Regions from separate parts of the Homo sapiens genome. Here region 2 is linked to region 1. A link is a loop called in an ENCODE intact Hi-C map of the cell type or tissue named here. Cell type or tissue: transverse colon. All regions are shown on one strand. Each heading gives the region's core, and the rest is flanking DNA. Links, peaks and the distances in the headings are about the cores only. Region 1 has its middle 13 kb from the start of TRAPPC8. Region 2 has its middle 6.4 kb from the start of RNF138.

What was found. Hi-C counts contacts between places; a loop is a spot of excess contacts. Peaks named below come from ENCODE experiments on the same cell type or tissue, not always from the same donor. Only the 100,000 strongest peaks of a DNase experiment are listed, where the experiment ranks them.
Region 2: it touches region 1 in a loop (3-fold over the local background); 72 of 110 quality-filtered maps call a loop at or near these places.

What each region holds. Positions count from the first base shown.
Region 1 is chr18:31,952,295-31,960,629 of GRCh38, forward strand. No RefSeq gene overlaps it. Among named protein-coding and RNA genes, the nearest start is that of TRAPPC8, 13 kb to the left of the region's middle. RefSeq lists a silencer at 4,838-4,897. In transverse colon, for the core only: a CTCF peak has its summit at 4,880; DNase peaks (open chromatin) are centred at 2,294 and 4,833.
Region 2 is chr18:32,081,347-32,089,681 of GRCh38, forward strand. It overlaps a transcript of RNF125 not described here. Among named protein-coding and RNA genes, the nearest start is that of RNF138, 6.4 kb to the right of the region's middle. RefSeq lists an enhancer at 3,906-4,035. In transverse colon, for the core only: a CTCF peak has its summit at 4,101; a DNase peak (open chromatin) is centred at 3,815; H3K4me3 peaks cover 566 bases; H3K27ac peaks cover 1,918 bases.

The DNA.
Region 1 (8,335 bases), core at 129-8,128:
GTCTGACCACTTTGGGCACATGCTCTCAGGACTTCCTGAGGGCTGTGTCATGGTCCATGGTCACTCATATTTGACTCATAATAAATCTCTTCAAATATCTTACACAGTTTGACTCTTTTTGTTGACACCCTGAACCAATCGATTTCCAGGTAAATGGGCGATATTACCAGCCAGGCATAGGTCATATTTCCATTCCTGTAGGCGGGGAGATAGAAACTATGATGAGTAAAATGGGAATGGGAAAGTTCACTGGCTAAACAAAAACAATACCCATCATATACCACAAACTACCCATTGGCTTCTCAGCATTCACACATACCCTTCTTCTCATATATATGATTCCAAGAATGCTGCTAACTAGTAATTATCCCCTTTAAAACTGAAAATAGGCTTATCATGCATCCAAAGGAAAACAAGCAAAAAATCACATCCAGCCAGGCACAGTGGCTCAGGCCTGTAATCCCAGCTCTTTGGGAGGCCGAGGCAGGCAGATCACAAGGTCAGGAATTTGAGACCAGACTGACCAACATGGTGAAACCCCATCCCTACTAAAAATACATCTACATCTCTACTAAAAATACAAAAATTAGGCTGGGCTCGGTGGCTCACGCCTGTAATCCCAGCATTTTGGGAGGCCAAGGTGGGCAGATCACAATGTCAGGAATTCGAGACCAGACCAACATGATGAAACCCCATCTGACTAAAAATACAAAAATTAGGCCGGGCTCGGTGGCTCATGCCTGTAATCCCAGCACTTTGGGAAGCCGAGGCAGGTGGATCATGAGGTCAGGAGTTGGAGACCAGCCTGACCAACATGGCGAAACCCTGTCTCTACTAAAAATACAAAAATTAGCTGGACGTGGTGGTGTGCACCTGTAATCCCAGCTACTTAGGAGGCTGAGGCAGGAGAATCACTTGAACCCGGAAGGCAGAGGTTGCAGTGAGCCCAGATCACACCATTGCACTCCAGCATGGGCGACAGAGCGAGACTGTCTCAAAAAAAAAAAAAAAAAAAAAGTCACCACGCACAGTTCCAAAGCAAGGGATCTCTTGAGGGTGTGTGCTCTTCTTGGTCAGGTCTTCATGGTCCTATTTCAAATGACTAAATTTTAAATAAAAACAACCCCATTTCATCTCAATCCAGACCTTAAAAATAAAAAAAATTAAAACAACCCCAGTCAACAATGAAAGAATACAGGACAATCTTTTAATACCATATTTTAAAGGAAAGACAATTTACAATGGCCACTGGACAAGGACAGCAAAAATTCATTCTCCAGTCAGTGGAATGAATCTTGTGGTCAAACTGATCTACTTCCAGTCCTGCTTGCTAGGAGGATATCCCTTAGTCAATATCCTCTAAGGCCATTCCTAAGAGAGATGAAAAAGGCAGAGATAGAATATTCTCTTGATTCTGCACCTACTTCTTGTTTGCAAAACTATAAGGACTTGGGAATGATCATAAAGTATTTTCTAGAGGAGTTGGAGACAAAAATCAATAAGGAACAAATCTTTCTAGCTTATTGGTCTACCATCGTCTAAGATGTTATCCGCTTCTACAGGATTAAAGCTGAGTCACTGCCCCATCTGCTTTCTGGCCTGCAGGAATAGGGAAAAGAGAATGAAAAAGTACATGTCTAATGGTTTAAAGTCAAATCATAGCTGGGCATGGTAGCTGACACCTGTAATCCTAGCACTTTGGGAGGCCGAGGCAGGCAGATTGCCTGAGCTCAGGAGTTCAAAACCAGCCTGGGCAACACAGTGAAACCCCATCTCTACTAAAAAATACAAAAAAATTAGCCAGGCTTGGTGGCGGGTGCCGGTAGTCCCAGCTACTTGGGAGGCTGAGGCAGGAGAATTGCTTGAACCCGGGAGGTGGAGGTTGCAGTGAGCCGAGATTGTGCTACTGTACTCCAGCCTGGGCGACAGAGTGAGACTCCGTCTCCAAAAAAAAAAAAAAAAAAAAAAAAAATTTAAATTTAAAAAGTCAAATCATAGAAATGCCATTCAATAACTTCAGTCAATCCCACTGGCCCCATTGAGTCTCATGGACACACCTATCTCAAAAATAGGCTGGAAAACATAGGCGCAAGGATTCTGTTGCTAAAGGAAGAGGAGTAGAATGAATGTGGGATAATAGTGATCTCCACCACACTTTATCAGGAATGAGGTACCCAGCAAGAGGTATTTCCCTGGGGTCTAGGATATCACATTACTTGTCTGTGTCTCTGAATCATCTGGCATTGGGCCCTGCTTGCATCACATGCCCTTTGGACAATTTATCACGTCCAGTAAAAGTGAGAACCTATGATTACCCAGGTTTGGTCATGTGCCAGCCTTCAAGGCCAAGAGGACAGGGTCTGTCACTAAAAGAGAGGAAGCTTGCTGGACAAATTAATAACAAAAGCACAAGCAATTAAGGACGTCTTTTCCCAGTACTGAAGATGAAACTTGTCAGGCCTCTGAGCCCAAGCCAAGCCATCGCATCCCCTGTGACTTGCACGAATGCATCCAGATGGCTTCAAGTAACTGAAGATCTACAAAAGAAGTAAAAATAGCCTTAACTGATGACATTCCACCATTGTGATTTGTTTCTGCCCCACCCTAACTGATCAATGTATTTTCTAATCTCCCCCACCCTTAAGAAAGTACTTTCTAATCTCCCCCACCCTTAAGAGGGTTCTTTGTAATTCTCCCCGCCCTTGAGAATGTACGTTGTGAGATCCACCCCTGCCCGCAAAGCATTGCTCTTAACTTCACCGCCTATCCCAAAACCTGTAAGAACCAATGATAATCCACCACCCTTTGCTGACTCTCTTTTCGGACTCAGCCCACCTGCACCCAGGTGAAATAAACAGCTTTATTGCTCACACAAAGCCTGTTTGGTGGTCTCTTCACACGGACGTGAGTGAAAAAACTGTTTATTTCTCTCCTCAAATGGAAGAATCCTATCAACTGTATGCTACACCAGTATATAGTTTAATATACTTTTTTTTTTTTTGAGATGGAGTTTTGCTCTTGTCACCCAGGCTGGAGTACAATGGCGTGATCTCGGCTCACTGCAACCTTCACCTCCTGGGTTCAAGCGATTCTCCTGCCTCAGCCTCCCCAGTAGCTGGGATTATAGGCACATGCCCCACATGCCCCGCCGGCTAATTTTTGTATTTTTAGTAGAGACAGGTTTCACCATGTTGGCCAGGCTGGTCTCAACCTCCTGAGCTCAGGCAATCTGCCTGCCTCAGCCACCCAAAGTGCTAGGATTACAGGTGTGAGCCACTGCTCCTGGCCTGAGTCTAGCATTCTTTATCTTTAAGCTTAGAAAGTTGGGACTAGATTTCTTGTATTCATTTACATGTGAAGCTCTGAGTCTGTCATTCTTTTCTTCAAAAAAAAAATTATCTTCTTCCTAGATCAACACCAACCAGATATTATTCCCGCTATTTTTTTTTTTTTTTTTTTTTTTTGAGACAGAGTTTCGCTCTTGTTGTCCAGGCTGGAGTTCAATAGTGCAATTTTGGCTCACTGCAACCTCCACCTCCCGGGTTCAAGCGATTCTCCTGTCTTAGCCTCCCGAGTAGCTGGGATTACAGGCATCCACCACCACACCCAGCTAATTTTGTATTTTTAGTAGAGGCGGAGTTTCTCCATGTTGGTCAGGCTGGTCTTGAACTCCCGACCTCAAGTGATCCATCCACCTCAGCCTCCCAAAGTGCTGGGATTACAGGTGTGAGCCACTGTGCCCAGCCCAGCTTTTTGTATTTTTATTACAGATGGGGGTTTCTCCATGTTGGGCAGGCTGGTCTCGAACTCCTGACCTAGGGTGATCCGCCAGCCTCTGCCTCCCCAAGTGCTGGGATTACAGGCATGAGCCACCGCGCCGGCCAATAACTGTACATTTTAAACTAAAGAGTGTAGCCTGGGCACGGTGGCTCATGCCTATAATCCTAGCACTTTGGGAGGCTTACATGGGTGGATCACCTGAGGTCAGGAGTTCGAGACCAGCCTGCCCAACATGGTGAAACCCTGTCTCTACCAGAAATATAAAAAATTAGCCAGATGTGGTGGCAAGTGCCTGTAATCCCAGCTACTTGGGAGCCTGAGGCAGGAGAATGCGCTTGAACCCGGGGGGCTGAGGTTGCAGTGAGCCGAGATGGTGCCACTTCATTGCAGCCTAGGTGACAGAGCGAGACTTTGTCTCCAAATAAATAAATAAAATAGTATAATTGGTTTGTTTGAGGGAATGGATACCCCATTCTTCATGATGTGCTTATTTCACATTGCATGTCAGTATCAAAACATTTCATGTACCCCATAAATGTATACACTTATGTACCCACAAAAATAAAAACTAATCAATAGAAAAAAGAATGCAGGATGAAGTCAAGGGACAAAGAAATGAAGATGTATTCTTATGCTGATCACATTTCTCTGTGGGGGTCTTCAAACTACTTGCTGGAAGTCAGGGTGTGAAAAACATCTGAAGTTATTTATTTATTTTGTAGACGGAGTTTCACTCTGTCACTCAGGCTGGAGTTCAGTGGCACAATCTTGGCTCACTGCAACCTTCACCTCCTGGATTCAAGGGATTCTGGTGCCTCAGCCTGCCGAGTAGCTGTGATTACAGGCATGTGCCACCACGCCTGGCTAATTTTTGTATTTTTAGTAGAGACCAGGATTTCACCATTTTGGCTAGGCTGGTCTTGAACTCCTGACCTCAGGTGATCTGCCCCGCCTGGGCCTCCCAAAGTGCTGGGCTTATGGGAGTGAGCCATTGCTTAAGGTGTTAAGTGATTCTTTTTTTAGATGGAGTTTTGCTCTTGTTGCCCAGGCTGTAGTGCAATGGCGCCATCTAGGCTCACTGAAACCTCAGCCTCCCAATTAGTCGGGATTACAGGCACCTGCCACCATGCCCGGCTAATTTTGTATTTTTAGTAGAGAGGGGGGTTTCGTCATGTTGGTCAGGCTGGTCTCGAACTCCTGACCTCAGGTGATCCACCCGCCTCGGCCTCCCAAAGTGCTGGGATAACAGGCGTGAGCCGCTGCGCCTAGCAAGTGACTTGTTGTTGTTTTTGAGATGGAGTTTCACTCTTGTTGCCCAGACTGAAGTATAGTGGCACAATCTCGGTTCACTACAACTTCTGCCTCCTGGGTTCAAGTGATTCTCCTGCCTCAGCCTCCCAAGTAGCTGGGATTACACAGGCATGTGCCACCACACCTTGCTAAATGTTCGTATTTAGTAGAGATGGGGTTTCACCATGTTGGTCAGGGTGGTCTCAATCTCCTGACCTCGTGATCCGCTTGCCTCAGCTTCTCAAAGTGCTGGAATTACAGGCATGAGCCACTGTGCCCAGCCTACAAGTGATTCTTAAACAAAAGTCTTATGATTCCAATGTCAGAGAACGTGCCTATAGGAACAAAGGGGATGCAAATCAATTCTTTTATTTATTTCTTTTTTTCTTTGAATTTCCTTCCTCATGTTAAAGCAAATCAATTCTTAAACAGTCTTACAACCCTAACTTCAGAAATCCTATCTATAGGAATAATGGGAATGCAAATGGTCAGTACCTGGTGCTACCTGACTTTTAGCAACAAGGAAGTGGGCCAAAGTACAGCCTGATTAATACTTAGTTATGACTACATATCAGTCCAGAACCCTACATGCAATTCTTGTCAATCCTGTGGGGGTGGTTTCATATATATATGTGTGTGTGTATATATATGTGTATATATATATTTATATATATAATCCTTTAATATGTTGTTGGATTAAATTTACTAATATTTTGTAAATAATTTTTGAGTATGAGGGATATTAGCATATTATATAATTTATGAGGGATATTGGCATATTATTTTATTTATTTAATTTTGTAATATATTTGTCTAGTTTGTGGTTATTATGGCCACATAAAACAAATTGAGTAGCCAGGTGCAGTGGCTCACGTGTGTAATCCTAGCCCTTTGGAAGACCGAGGTGAGCCCAGGAGTTTTAGACTCCTGCTTGAGCCCAGGAGTTTTAGACCAGCCTGGGCAACATGGCAAGACCTAGTCTCTACAAAAAAATTTAAAAAATTAGCCAGGCCTGGTGGTGCACGTCTGTGGTCCCAGCTTCTCAGGAGGTTGAGGCAGGATGATGGCTTGAGCCCAGGAGGTCAAGGCTCCAGTGAGCTGTGTTCACACTACTGCACCCTACCTTGGGCAAGATAATGAGATTCTGTTTCAAGAAAAGAAAAAACAGCTGGGTGCGGTGGCTCATGCCTGTAATCCCAGCACTTTGGAAGGCCGAGGCAGGTGGATCACCTGAGGTCAGGAGTTCAAGACCAGCCTGGCCAACATGGTGAAACCCCATTTCTATTAAAAATACAAAAAAATTAGCCGGTCGTGGTGGCAGGCACCTGTAATCCCAGCTACTTGGGAGGCTGAGTCAGGAGAATCGCTTGAACCCGGGAGGCAGAGGTTGCGGTGAGCCTAGATTGCGCCATTGCACTCCAGCCTGGGCAACAAGAGCAAAACTCCATCTAAAAAAAACAAAACAAAAAAGAAAGAAAGAACAAAAAACAAATTGGGGTTGAGCTCAGTGGCTCACTCTTGTAATCCCAGCACTTTGGGAGGTCAAGACAGGAGGATCACTTGAGCTTAGGAGTTTGAGACCAGTCTGGGCAACAGACGGAGACCCCATCTCTAAAAATGAGGAGTTGTTCTTTTCTCCTCTTTTTTTGAAAGAGTTTATATATGATTGATGTTATTTATTTCCTGAATATTTAAAAATTTTCAGCACTGAAACTGGGGTTTCTTCATGGAAATATTTTTTTCTTTTTTGAGACAGGGTTTTGTTTTGTTTTGTTTGTTTTGAGACAGAGTTTCACTCTTGTCACTCAGGCTGGAGGGCAATGGCACAATCTCAGCTCACTACAACCTCTACCTCCCAGGCTCAATCTATTCTACTGCCTTAGCCCCCCAAGTAGCTAAGTACCAAGGACCACAGGTACCCACTGCCACGCCCGGTTAATTTTTGTATTTTCTGTAGAGATGGGGTGTCACCATGTTGCCCAGGCTGGTCTTGAACCCCTGGGCTCAAGCCATTGACCCACTTTGGCCACCCAAAGTGCTGGGATTACAGGCGTGAGCCTCTGTGCCTGGCCTCTTTATTTATTTTTAATAATGTCAATACTCTTAAAATATAAAAGCTGCCCTCTCCCTCTCCCTCTCCCTCTCCCTCTCCCTCCTCTCCCTCTCCCCACGGTCTCCCTCTCCCTCTCTTTCCACGGTCTCCCTCTGATGCCGAGCTGAAGCTGGACTGTACTGCTGCCATCTTGGCTCACTGCAACCTCCCTGCCTGATTCTCCTGCCTCAGCCTGCCGAGTGCCTGCAATTGCAGGCGCGTGCCGCCACGCCTGACTGGTTTTCGTATTTTTTTGGTGGAGACGGGGTTTCGCTGTGTTGGCCGGGCTGGCCTCCAGCTCCTAACCGCTAGTGATCCGCCAGCCTCGGCCTCCGGAGGTGCCAGGATTGCAGACGGTGTCTGGTTCACTCAGTGCTCAATGGTGCCCAGGCTGGAGTGCAGTGGCGTGATCTCGGCTCGCTACAACCTCCACCTCCCAGCCGCCTGCCTTGGCCTCCCAAAGTGCCCAGAGTGCAGCCTCTGCCCGGCCGCCACCCCGTCTAGGAAGTGAGGAGCGTCTCTGCCTGGCCGCCCATCGTCTGGGATGTTAGGAGCCCCTCTGCCTGGCTGCCCAGTCTGGAAAGTGAGGAGCGTCTCTGCTCGGCTGCCATCCCATCTAGGAAGTGAGGAGCGCCTCTTCCCGGCCGCCATCCCATCTAGGAAGTGAGGAGCGTCTCTGGCCGGCCGGCCATCGTCTGAGATGTGGGGAGTGCCTTTGCCCCGCCGCCCCGTCTGGGATGTGAGGAGCGCCTCTGCCCGGTCGCGACCCCGTCTGGGAGGTGAGGAGCGTCTCTGCCCAGCCGCCCCATCTGAGAAGGGAGGAGACCCTCCGCCTGGCAACCGCCCCATCTGAGAAGTGAGGAGACCCTCCGCCCGGCAGCCGCCCCGTCTGAGAAGTGAGGAGCCCCTCTGCCCGGCAGCCACCCCGTCTGGGAAGTGAGGAGCGTCTCTGCCCGGCAGCTGCCCCGTCCGGGAGGGAGGTGGGGGTCAGCCCCCGCCCGGCCAGCCGCCCCGTCCGGGAGGGAGGTGGGGGGGTCAGCCCCCCGCCCGGCCAGCCGCCCCGTCCGGGAGGGAGGTGGGGGGTCAGCCCCCCGCCCGGCCAGCCGCCTCGTCCGGGAGGTTAGGGGCGCCTCTGCCCGGCCGCCCCTACTGGGAAGTGAGGAGCCCCTCTGC
Region 2 (8,335 bases), core at 98-8,097, 130 kb after region 1:
ATTTAGGAAAGAAGAAATGTCATCTTACTGGCAAAGCTCTTGGGGTTTCAAAAATGAAGTATTTAAATATAGAGACAACAACTTTACTCTCTGTTGCTATTTTTTTCACCCACTGGTCTCTCTCCAGACTTTGGATGAAGCTTAAAGCACAGAACATTGTTTGCTTGTTTCCCCCACCATTTGCAGTGATTGTACCATCTCTTAGATATTTACTGAGTTACAAGTTATAGTTAGTATCACCCCCATTTTAACTTAATTACTTTTTAAAAGCCATACCTCCAAAAAGAGTCACATTCTAAGGTACTGGGGTTAGAACTTAAACATAGGAATTGGGGAGAGAAAAGGATACAATTCAACCTATAAAATCTATTATAATTTAAAATTTTTAATATTAAACTTTCTCTGTTCAAATTATTGTGTGGTTTCTCTCTCATGATTAGACCCAGACTGATAAATCAGATTGTGTTGATTTTTCCTGAGCACTTTCAATAAGGTACAACCAGAAATTTACATTCTTCCATGGAGATTTTTCTGGATGTGAGTAGAAAAAAGGAAGTTGGGAATTGAGAATGTGGAGGTCCAAATGAAGAAAGTAATCATTTGATGGACTGAGGTACAGGAGTCAAGTTCTTTGATTCACTTCCTTTTCTGTATGTAAGTTTGAAATGCTGAGTGGGAAAGTTTGAGATCCTGGCAACCGGAGTGGGAAGGAATGAATGGAATGGAGGGTTTGGGGAATCTTGGCTCCCTGAGCTACATTAGAGAACCTCACACTGGCTTCCCTCCTGGCAAATCAAATAGGATGTCACTATCAGTACAAAATACATTGGACTGGTATTCAGTACATTACACTGGCTTCCCTCCTGGCAAATCAAATAGGAAAACAAAACCTCACACTGGCTTCTCTCCTGGCAAATCAAATAAGATGTCACTACCTGCACAAAATACATTGGACTGGTATATGTATATACACACACAAACACACACACACACATATATATACATGGACACACATCATATATATTATATTTGTATTTATATTATATGTATGTTTAAATATAAGTAGAGAGTTTATTTGGGCCAAGTTTGAGATCTGCAACCTGGGAGCGTAGATTCAGGATGCTGTGAATTCAGATCACCAGGCAATATTTTAGGGAATAGAGAAGACCTCTCTGCCAGCCCAGGTAGTCGTCTTCACGCTGTCCTGATATAAAGTTTGTCAAACAGAGTGTACTGGGATATACATCGCCCCCAGAGTTGCTGCTAAGGAACGGAAACTCTATGTGTGTAGGCCAGCCTTGGCTCTTCAATTTAGCAGCCCTGCTGACCTGACATTTTTGGTGTTTGCTTTTAGGAATTTCCCCTATAATGAAAATGATGGACAGGTGACTAAGTTTTTATTAGAATTATAGCACTGGAAAAACACAATTCGTATAACAGGACTGTGATTCATTGAAACCAATGTCCCAGTTCCTTGGAGACCCTAAGGTCCTCAGGGCATTTGTGGACTCCAATACCTTTAACAAAAAGTGAATTGTGAGATATACCCATCCTCTCTCCCCAAACAGGGTAGTCTCCTCTAATGTCCTTTCAGATGCTCCCTTGACAATAGAAATGATCCCAGAAGGCAATATCAGAGAAGCTAGATTTGTTGGCAATAGAGCTCTCACTGTTGCAAAGTCAACCAAATGATGCCCATGAGATGCTGTGGTTCTCTGCTTTACTTTATTAATTCTGTCCAGCAACAGATGGTACATGTCCTGTGTTTCTTCCCCTTTTTCCATGTTCTAAATGGAAGTTTTCATTGTAGTTGTATTTGCTCTCCATTGTGGTACATAACAGGTGGTTGATAGGAATTACATTTCTTATTTGGTCTAAGGTTGCAGTATCATGAGATCTCAAAATTGGACCAGATTAAGACCCAAGTAAAGGGAAAGGTAAATCATTTGGCAATACTGAACTGGAAAAATAGTGGTCTCATGACATTGTGACATTGCTGCTAGAAGGGACTTTGGATTACCTCCTTTCGAGAAAATAATAAATGCCTATATATTAAGGGGTAAGGCTGGAATTATTGAACTTCATGTATAGAAAGAAGGGCTTATATGTGGGCTGGAGGGTTCTTCTGTTTCCCTAAAATGTAGGCTTTGTTTGCTTTTTAAAATTGGTGTCAGGCTTTTGCCTCCAGTGTGATACTGGAACTAATCTTGTTATAGTTTCCTCTGTCCTGGCGAGGAAGCCGGGGCAGAACAATGCCCAGAGGATGTTAATAAATGTGGAGTAGGTCAGGTGCGGTGGCTCATGCCTGTAATCCCAGCACTTTGGGAGGCCTAGGTAGGCAGATTGCTTGAGCTCAGAAGTTTGAAACCAGCCTGGGTAACATGGCCAAACCCCATCTCTACAAAAATTAGCTGAGTGTGGTGGTGTGTGCCTATGGTTCTCACTACTCAGGAGGCAGAGGCAGGAGGATTGACTGAGCCTGGGAGTTTGAAGCTGCAGTGAGCTATGATTGTGCCACTGTACTACAGCCCGGGCAACAGAGGCGAGACCCTGTCTCGAAAAAAAAAATGTGGAGTAAAGGAAAAACAAAAAGGGAAAAAAAGGAAAGAGGGAGGGAGAAAAGGTAAGAAAAAGAAAGGGAGAAAGGGAGAGAAGAGCGAGAGAGAAATGGAGAAAGATCTTTTAGCTTCAAATTTAAATGTTTCTCTCAAAGATTAAAAAACAACTGACCAGGTGCGGTGGCTTACACCTGTAATCCCAGCACTTTGGGAGGCCGACGCAGGTGGATCACCTGAGGTCAGGAGTTTGAGACCAGCCTAGCCGACTTGCTGAAACCCCATCTCTACAAAAATACAAAAATTAGCCAGGCTTGGTGGCGCATGCCTGTAATCGCAGCTACTTGGGAGGCTGAGGCAGGGGAATCGCTTGAACCCAGGAGACGGAGGTTGCAGTGAGCCGAGATAGTGCCACTGCATTCCCGCCTGTGGGATAGAGCAAGACTATGTCTCCAAACAAACAAACAAACAAACAAAAAAACAAGAACAGTGTCAAAGAAAAGTTGAAATGTGAGTTGATTTGTTGAAATCTATTCATCATTACTGGTCTACTCTAGGGCTCTGCCTCCTAGGACAGCATAGTTTATTCAGTGAAGTGACTTTAGCTGCATTCCGAATATCTGTTTCATTGTTGGTTTGCTCTCTTTCTACTGACTGATTTGTGTGTTTGGGCAAGGGAGAAGGTGGCTGCCCCACAGCTCCTGTGTTAACATGCCTTCCAAATTAAGGGATTTGATAGAGACTGACTAGAATATCAGAATCTCAGTTCCACAGTTTTGGGAGACACAGTGTGGCTATCACAAGCTGGGATTATATTCACCTCTATCCTAATCAACTGTAACATAGAGGCCAGATTCCACAGGATAAACAGGGTCACCGGGGCTACTCATATGAACATTGTTAAAAATGGAAGCTGTATAATAATACATAAAATATGGATGATATGAAATTAAATGTCATGAAAATTCATGTTCATAATGACATTTATGAAGAAGTTGAAATGTAACTGTCTCAAACTGGGGTGAATTCAAAAGATAAATTCCTTCATTTTCTATAGTTAATTTAATCTCACTTTTGAACTTCCATTTCAGCTACTTTGCAGAGGTGTGAGGAGAGAATTTAAGCTTACAATGAAAAGTAACCCAGTTCCTTGTCTTTGGGAAGGAAGAACCACTTTGCGGCATTTCTTTGTCACTTGCCTCTCCTCTCCTTCTGAACTGTTGATTCAGCTAGGAAACTGGGACAGGGGCCAATCAGGAAAGCGGAGCTTGCAAGGGTGGTTCAGTAGAGGATGATTAATATGGGAAACTAATTACAAAGACATTAAAAGAGCAGAAAGGCCAAGTTGACAGTGAAGCAAATACACAAGGCATTGAGAAAAGGAAGGGCCTGCCCAGCAGGAAGCAGGACCAAAGAAAGTGCAGCCTCACAGAAGCCAAAACCGCAGAAGAAATGAAACCACTGCCAGAAGCAGAGAGAGAGAGAGAGAGAGAGAGAGAGAGAGAGAGAGAGAGAAAGCTGGGTGAGGGGGCTCACACCTGTAATCCCAGCACTTTAAGAGGCCAAGGTGGGAGGATCACCTGAGGTCTGGAGTTTGAGACCAGCCTGACCAACATGGTGAAAGCCCATTTCTACTAAAAATACAAAAAATTAGCCGGGTGTGGCGGCGGGTGCCTGTAATCTCAGCTACTTGGGAGGCTGAGGCAGGAGAATCGCTTGAACCTGGGGGTGGAGGTTGCAGTGAGCCAAGACTGCACCATTGTACTCCAGGTTGGGCAACAAGAGTGAAACGACTTATCAAAAAAAAAAAAAAAAAAAAAAAAGAGAGAGAGAAGTAACTTGGTTTCGTTCTTCCTTCCTTCCTGATCTCTCATTGGTGCCTCGTATTGGCTGAATATAGCCAGAAGTCAGCTGGTAAGGGAAACTGGGAAACAGTTTATAAGAGTCAGCTCCAACAAAAAGAGCAGAACAACAAGGGCAGAACAGGGAAAGAGATGCAGAAAGGCAAATGCCTAGGTCAGATACTTCCAACTACAAATAACCAAAGAACCCACTGAGAATGGCTCAAACTAGAAGGTGTTTAATTAATCTTGATTAACAGATAGGAGGGAGGGCAGTTTCAGGGTTGACTAGAGTAATTGAATAATTCAAATATTAATATATCAAGAACCTATATATTCTTTCCATCTTTCAGCTTTACCACCTTCAGCACATTGGCTTTTCTTTTCACGGCTGGCTCTTTACATGGTTTCATCCTGCTTGTAGTTCCACGTAGCACATATAGACAAAGAAACATCTAGATGGGGGAGTAGATTTGTCTTTTTTTTTTTTTTTTAAGAGACAAGCTCTTGCTGTGTTGCTTAGGTAGGACTCCTGGGCTCAAGCAATCCTCCTGCCTCAGCCTCTCGAATAGCTGGGACTATAGGTGCACACCACTGCACCTAGATATTTGTGTTTTTTTTTTTTTTTTCTGAGACAGGTTCTCTGTTGTTCAGGCTGGAGTGCAGTGGAGTGATCATGGCTCACTGCAGCCTTGACCTCCCAGGCTCAACCAGTCTTCCTAACTCAGTCTCCCGAGTAGCTGGGATTACACGTGTGAGCCACCACACCATGCTAATTTCTAATTTTTTTTTTTTAAGATGGAGTTTTGCTCTTGTTGCCCAGGCTGGAGTGCAATGGCATGATCTCAGCGCATCGCAACCTCTGCCTCCCAGGTTCAAGTGATTCTCCTGCCTCAGCCTCCTAAGTAGCTGGGATTACAGGCTCCTGCCACCACACCCAGCTAATTTTGTATTTTTAGTAGAGGCAGGTTTCTCCGTGTTGGTCAGGCTGGTCTCGAACTCCCGACCTCAGGTGATCTGCCTGCCTCGGCCTCCCAAAGTGTTGGGATTTCAGGTATGAGCCACCATGCCTGGCCTCTAAAATGTTTTTGTAGAGACAGGGTCCCACTATGTTGTCCAGGCTGGTCTCAAATTCCTGACCTCAAGCTATCCTTGTACCTCAGCCTCCCAAAGTGCTGGAATTACAGGAATGAGCCACCATGCCTGGCCTTGTCTTTGATCATCAAAGAAAAGTGCTTGCTGATGCCCCTCATAATAATTCCCTTCACAGCCTTTTGGTCATAACTGAGTCACATACACACTCATGCTTAAACCACTGGTAAGAGGAAACGGCCAATCTAGGGAAGGCTTGGAAGCTCTGCACCTCTTCCCCCATACCTTACCCTATGCGTCTCGTCATCTGTATCTTTTGCAATATCCTTTATAATATACCAGTAATCGTGTTTCTCTGAGTTCTGTGTGCTGCTTCAGCTTCAAGTTGCGGTTCCCAGAGCCCACTCTTTCGGTTTCATTAATTTGCTGGAGCAATATCCTTTATAATACACCAGTAATCATGTTTCTCTGAGTTCTGTGCACTGCTCCAGCAAATTAATGAAACCCAAAGAGTGGGCTATGGGAACCGCAACTTGAAGCTGGTTGGTCGGAAGTTCTGGAGGCCCGGACTTGTAAGTGGTGTCTGGGGGTATGGAAGCCAGTCTTGGGAACTGGGCCCCCAACCTGTGGGATCTGACACTGTCTCTGGGTAGGTAGGAACTGAATTAGAGGACACCCATTTGCTGTCTGCTGCTTGGTGCATGGGGAAAACCCCCCACATATTTGTTCACAGAAGTCTTCTTCTGTGTTGATTGTTGTGGTGCGTGAGAGTAAAGGTAAAATATGGTTAGAGTTTTCCCTACACAATTGGTTATTGTGGAGGTTAAAGAACTCCATCATGGATGTTAACATGCTAGGTTGACTTCTGATTAACCCCAGTTCCAGGAATGCCCCTAAGAGTTCTTCTTTATGATTCCTTGTGTAAAAAGAGCATGGTCTTAATCATAAATCCTGCCCTTAAGCAAATTATAGGCTGTAATGCACATAGTATTCTTGTCTTTCCCTCAGGGGTGAACTTTAATTTTCCTGCACATTATGTATACCCTTTCCTTATGGTCTGCAGGATAACAATACGAAGATCCACCTGTCTTGCTGCTGCCCAAGACCACACTTCCATCCACAAGTTCCCCAGTAAATCACCTGCTACCAGCAAACTGGATTTGTTTGCCTCTTCTTTGGATTTTTGGCTTCTTCTGCATTTGAGAGTCACTTTGCATATATAGCCCTTTCATGGAACAGTTGTGTATGTACATAGTCAAGAGTAATATTTAGCTAATATTTGCTAAAATAAAAATATTTAGCAACTGGAACCAAATTGGCACTGGTCATTCAGGACAGACTACTCACCAGTCAGGATGGACAAGGCTGAAAAAGACTAGGAAAATGGTACTGGTACAAACCAGCTGAGTGTCAACACTGCACATGGTAGCAATTTACAAAGATACCAAAGGGTAGAGAGTGAAACATGAGCCTCTCTCCTGTTCCATCCTCCAGCTTCCCAGTTCACTTCTTCAAAGGCAATCACTTTTACCAGCAAAACAGGATTTTGAAGGTTTGTAGTAAGATAAAGCCAGGCCTTGTCAAGAAATCAGTATTCTAAATTATTTTATTTTTCTCTTTTGCATATCAAGATCCATCGAACTTGACTGGAGAGTTTTATTTACTTATTTTGATTTTTTATTTTTTGAGACAGAGTCCCGCTCTGTCACCCAGGCTGGAGAGCAGTGGTGCCATCTCAGCTCACTGCAACTTCTGCCTCCTGGGTTCAAGCCACTCTTCTGCCTCAGCCTCTGGAGTAGCTGGGACTATAGGCATGCATACCATGCCCGGTTAATTTTTGTATTTTAGTAGAGACAGGTTTCGCCATGTTGTCCAGGCTGGTCACGAACTCCTGACCTCAAGTGATCTGCCTGCCTCGGCCTCCCAGAGTGCTGGGATTAGGAGCATGATCCACCACGCCTGGTCTTGACTGGAGAGTTTTAGAGCACCCAATCAGCAAGAAGTGGCAAGGGGAAAAGTCCATTCCTTCTAATCCAAGAGACTGTAGGAGAAGAAACAAAGTAGGGGCTTCATTCTGGGGGGGAAAGGTGGTTTAGATGGGTTGGAGTGTGTGCCCTGGAAGCACATGGCCTTACAGGCTGTTCAGAACCAGAGGGAGAACCACAAAGGATGTCATAGACAGTAGTTGTGTTGAGAGCCAGAGAGCCTGCTAAGGAGCCTGCCATGTTGAGGGTTAAGGAATTGGAAGGTGATCGTGGCAGGAATCAGAAGGTTTTACAGTGTTGGTGAAGCTAGGACATATCTCAGGGCCTTGGCCCAGCTGAGAGACAGGTCCGAGCAATCTTCATCAGCAAGTTTCAGCAAGAGAACACCCAGGACACATTACATCTCAAGGAGCAGAGAAAATTAGTCTGGCTAAAGAAAATCCGGCAAAAATGCAAAAGAGAACTTGCAGATTTCAGGAGCCAGATTCCCCTATAGTGCCTTGAGTTCATGTCAGCTACCCATCATCCTCCCTTCCCTTCTCCCAAATGCCATTCTGAGGGAAGCCCACTGAGAGGGACTGACTGGTTTAACCCAAACTTAAAGGAACTGTTTAAATTATTGCAGCACAGTTTACCAAATCGGTCTACATCTAGGGTTTTCCCTTCTAATGACCAAAGGCTGAGGACATTTTATTTACGCAGCTGAATGTATTTTGAGTAAATCTATGACATTCTTATAAAAATATCAAGTAGCTTTTCACCAGAAATGTTGCCAAGAAAGAAGATTGTGTCATTGGTAATTGCAACTTATTTTTTTAAGCTTAACTTTCCAAGGGTATCTATATTTTTCTTATGTCCAAGT